2 separate regions of the Homo sapiens genome follow, and region 1 is linked to region 2. A link is a loop called in an ENCODE intact Hi-C map of the cell type or tissue named here. Cell type or tissue: CD14-positive monocyte. All regions are shown on one strand. Region 1 overlaps LY75-CD302 (LY75-CD302 readthrough). Region 2 overlaps MARCHF7 (membrane associated ring-CH-type finger 7).

Region 1 (2,500 bases), 52 kb after region 2:
ATAACTATTTGATATTTTCCTCTCTTTAAAAAATTGACCTGTTTACTTATCTTTCTTCACCAGATTGTAATCTCTGTGAGAACAGGTACCTTATCTGTCTTGTTCTCAGGTGCATCCCAGTGTGCAAAACAGGGCATGGCATATAGTAGACACTCTATTTACTGTCTCAGTGTGTGTATACATGGATACTGATTACCTAGAATTGAGGTTTTATCTTTAATATTTATATACAAGAAGCAAAAGTTTTATGCAAGATCTTTAAAAATGTTACTGTGAAAAATTTGGAGCTCTTTCTCCAGAAATGAAGTTAATATAACATTTTAATGGTAATTTTATGTATCAATTCATAATGAAATGTAAGTTCAAATTATGATTTTTTATAGATACCCTGAATGTTTTCAATAACTAAATCCAGTTTTGCATTGTTTTAAAATTAACCATGAGTTTTATGGGATTAGGAAGAAAGGAAGCAAATTAACTGCAGAAATAGACCTTTAAGCTTTTATATAATCAAACTATAGAATAAAATACATCTCAAGAACATTTTAAAAGAAATTACTTCCCTAATACCCTGGCAACTTCTGTTTTTCTTAGGAAAGAATTATATAAAATGTAGACTGGAGTCCTGGACATCTTGTGCAGTTATCGTCCCTTGTAATCTATTTTTCAGGGGGAAATCTCTATGACTTAATCAAGATAGTTGGATATACTTTAAGGACTAAATACTTCAAGACTAAATACAGAATTTTGTACATAATTGGATTGTACATTTATTTCCTGACTGTTCTGCAAAAAGTCTCCTAAGGACAGGTTCCATACTTACCCAGAGGCACTTTGCAGACAACTCTTCCAAAACCATGTTCACATTCAACTTTTTTCCAAGTTTCATTTGAAGCTATCAACATGCTACATCTTCCAACACCACTCTTACTTTTATTTTCCCATTTGACAAATGTCACTTCTGATCCATCTAACCAACTCCAAGACTGGTCTGAAGAAAGAAATTAAATACAACTATGTCTACTGCCACTAAACTAGTAAGTTACAAGCATGGGTTCATGTAACTCATCAGAACTGTGCTGTCCAATATGAGAGCCACTTGTTAAAATAAAATGCATTAAAAATGAAAAAAATAAAATCAGTTCTTCAGTTGCACTAGTCACATTTCAAGTGCTCAAGAGCCACATGTGGCCAGTGACTACTATATTGGACAGTGCAGATATAGAACATTTCTGTCTTTGTAGAAAGTTCTATTGGACAACACAGATAGAGAATGTGGTGTTTCCGTTAAAGTGCAGAATGCTTGCACATTTATTTTGTGAGGGAGAGATTTCTAAGGACCCATATCCTTCCCCTACTCTAATTGTAAAAAGTCATATCATTAAAGATATGCTGGTGGAAGAGGAAGGGTGCAGGAATCTCCATCCCCACCTTTCTCCCACACCACCACCAGGACTCCATTTTTGCTTTCCAGCTGAAGTGGCACCACCTTGTGGTGACAGTGTAAACACGATTTAGGATTCATTTAGATGGACAACTTGGAATCCTTTTATTTTTTGACAAGTACTTAACATTTTAAAATTCACATTTTAATAATTTAAAATTCAACTTTGCATAAAATGTGAAAAACCTTATCTTCTGTCATATTTGTACTCTTATTTCTACCAATTCCAAGTTCACCTAAACCCTGTATCTACTATTTCGTATTAAAAAATCCTTCCACAAATTTTCTTTGAATCAATTATCTGCAATTTTATAGGTTGGCGCAAAAGTAATGGCAAAAGCTGCAATTACTTTCACACCAACCTAACACTAAGACAGTTTTTAAAGATTACTATTAAGACATAATTTTAACCAGTGGTAAAAATATTCTTAGAGAGAAGGGAATAACAAGAAGATAACTTTCTGAATAACGAAGTTATAAGCTGCAAATCCATGCGGTGACAGGCACTAGAACTCTAAGAGAAGGCAGGCATGGGTTCCTTGTGGGGACACAGACATTCCTGTGGAGAAGAAAATGTCCTGATGTTGATCCAAGGATCCCAGAAATAAGCCTCTAGAAAGATTCCACTTTATTTAACAGGATTTTCTGTGTCATTAGTGGTTTCCGTCATTGCTAAGTTAACTCATGGATTCATTCAAAATTTATAACCATCCAGAACAGCCAGCGACCTAGCTTATTTATCCAGAAGAGGCATCTGAATTAGCCACTACTTAACATTCTTTAGCAAGGACGACTTGTTATTTAGGATGAGTTAGAACTCTCTTTGCACACTACACATACAATTATTTCACTTACCAACAGAATGTTGAGATAATCCAAGCCAAACTCTCATGGTAATGTTATTATTTTCCCTCATCAGTCTGCTCACAAATTTATTCTCATCTTCATCTTTTATGGAAACGATAGTTGCAGAGTGATCTGTTGAAAGAAAACACATTCTCAATTAGCTTTATGGAAACTAGAGAAGTAGTTTATTCTCAACTAGCCATTTGAAAA
Region 2 (2,500 bases):
AGATGTTCTTGGTGGTTTCAGTCTCTGGAATGGTGGGTTCCTAAGCCTGATTAGATTAGACTGAGTAGAGAAAAGGAGGTAAGAAAGGATAGACAGCAACATAGGTTCGATACTTTGAACAAATTTACTACCAAGGAGACTGGAGATAGGGAACAGGAATTAGAGTTACATGGGATCACAAGAAGTGTTTTTGTTTTATTTTGAGGTAGGGGATTTTAAGGCATGTTTTTATTTTGAGACTTCTAACAGAAAAAAAAGTACGAAAAGAGGAGAAAGAAGATGGGGTCCAGAGCACAAGTTGAGTGGTTGTCCTATAATACGAGAAAGGATATTTCCTCTTCAGAAGGCTAGTGTTGATATGGGTGTTGATCAGTTTGTTGCTTTGATGGGAAGATTTATGACTCCCTGTGTTAATTGCATCTGTTTTCTTAGAGGTAAGGTCTTTAGCTGATAAGGAGACAGGTTAGGAGGTTTTGAGGTGTGAGGAAAATAACATTTTAAGGATGTGGATGTGTAGTAGGATTTCCAGATTGTATTAGTGTCTATAAAAGTGATTTTAAAGTGAGGTACGTGTACAATTTTTTTAAAGCAGTTTTCAGATGCTTGGGATATAGCTATGGACTAGAGTTCAATGCTGGTGGGTCTTTTGCCAGGCAAATATGATGAAGGGAGTTAAGGGTATCTATAAGGACATAATTGTGGCAACCATAGAAATTAAAACCAGGAGGAAAGTAAGGACCTCAGGAAGTGTATAGTGAGAAAGAGGTAGAGTATCTTTGGATTTTATTGACATTGACGTAAGTAGGCTAAAATAAGAATTGGTACACAGGAGGGGACGCTTAAAATGGCTATTTAGGGGTAGTGCAGCAAATTGTGATGAGGTCAAGGGTATGAACTGAGTTGGTGACTGAGGTGGGGAAGGGTAATATTGGAAGCAAAGATATTGAGAAAGTTATAATCCAGTGGGTCTGGTCTTGGATGTTGAAACAACCAAGGATTTAGTTGGCAAAGAAGGGTAGAGAGCCAGGTGCTGAAGTCATTAATGAATGAAGGGGGAATTAAGATTTGAAAACAGTAATGGGTGTGTTGGGTGGGCAACTACTCTCACTTCTTGGTCCTGAGTTACAAGGGACTGTGGGGATAAAATGGCTATAGAAGCATATATATAGGTATCGTTAGTCAGGAGGCACTGTGGTTCAGGCATGAAAGTAAAGAGATAGTTCAAAAAAGAAAGGTTGGTGGTTAGAGGAATTTACTGATATTAGACCACGAGTACCAGGGGACATAGAAACAACTAGTAAGGTAGAAAATTAGATCAGATTTTAAATGTACATAATTGTGAAATTGAAGATCTGATCATTATAGCATAGTAACATAGACAACTATGTTGTGAGGTATGATGGCACTGATTTTGATTTTCATAATCTGTTGGAGGAGTTGGGTTCAAGTTGGAGATTATGAGGATACTGGGAAAATTCCTGAGGCTCCCAGTAATGTGGTAGTCAAGTGGTGAGCAGTAGACCCCTAGGGGGCACAAGAGGAGAAAGCAGTATCTTTTCTTCTAAGCTAGTCTGAGCTCAAGGGCTCTGAACAAGCTGTCTCACCTGGAACTGCCTTTTCTCTGAGCTATATGGTGTTACAGTGACTCACAGGTTTTGTTAGTCACTGCCCTGAGGTGTTAGAAGGACTAAATGAGAGATTACATGTAAAGTGCTTAGTATTTTGACACTTAAGGGCCCAGAAATGTTAGCTATTACCAAAATGAACAACAACAACTTGACTCAACTTCTGATACACACAATTGAATTATTAGTGCTGGATATGGAGGAAAACAGATAATACAGGTTATTGTTTAAGAACATTGGCTTTTTGAAGTTAGACAAGCCCAGTTTGGAATATTTACTGGAACACTTAGCTAGCTATAGGGTCTTGAGCATGTTTCTTAACATTGGTTCTAAACCCTGGCTGCTGATGAGAATCACCCACTGGAGTTTTTAAAAATACAGATGGGCCAGGCATGGTGGCTCACACCTGTAATCCCAGCACTTTGGGAGGCTGAGGCAGGTGGAGCACCTGAGGTCAGGAGTTCAAGACCAGCCTGGCCAACATGGTGAAACCCCGTCTCTACTGAAAATACAGAAATTAGCTGGGTGTGGTGGCGCACACCTGTAATCCCAGCTACTCGGGAGGCTGAGGCAAGAGAATCGCTTGAACCCAGGAGGTGGAGTTTGCAGTGAGCCGAGATCACCCCATTGCACTCCAGCCTGGGTGACAAGAGTGACACTCAGTCTCAAAAAAAAAAAAAAAAAAAAAAAAAAACAGATGATTCAGATTCACTCTTAAAGATTCTTAAGTAGGACTAGGGTTGGGCCTCAGTTCCATCTTCAGTAAAATTGAATAATACCTCATAAAGTTAATGAATGTCAAAAGAGTTATTGTTCATAGTTTCCCACTGTACCAGGCACATGGTAAGTATGCGATTAAATTAAATGGGAGTTAG

The links. Hi-C counts contacts between places; a loop is a spot of excess contacts. Peaks named below come from ENCODE experiments on the same cell type or tissue, not always from the same donor. Only the 100,000 strongest peaks of a DNase experiment are listed, where the experiment ranks them.
Region 1: it touches region 2 in a loop (1.8-fold over the local background); 5 of 110 quality-filtered maps call a loop at or near these places.

The regions. Positions count from the first base shown.
Region 1 is chr2:159,806,150-159,808,649 of GRCh38, forward strand. LY75-CD302 (LY75-CD302 readthrough) reads right to left here. Exons shown (of 38, transcript NM_001198760.1): 33 at 2,300-2,422. It overlaps LY75 (lymphocyte antigen 75), which reads right to left. Exons shown (of 35, transcript NM_002349.4): 33 at 2,300-2,422; 34 at 824-991. Among named protein-coding and RNA genes, the nearest start is that of CD302, 9.2 kb to the left of the region's middle. In CD14-positive monocyte, CTCF peaks have their summits at 1,500 (motif pointing left) and 1,704; a DNase peak (open chromatin) is centred at 1,472.
Region 2 is chr2:159,754,396-159,756,895 of GRCh38, forward strand. All of the region lies in intron 8 of MARCHF7 (membrane associated ring-CH-type finger 7), which reads left to right. Among named protein-coding and RNA genes, the nearest start is that of CD302, 43 kb to the right of the region's middle. In CD14-positive monocyte, a CTCF peak has its summit at 1,454; no DNase peak of the experiment used is centred here; H3K4me3 peaks cover 432 bases; H3K27ac peaks cover 2,227 bases.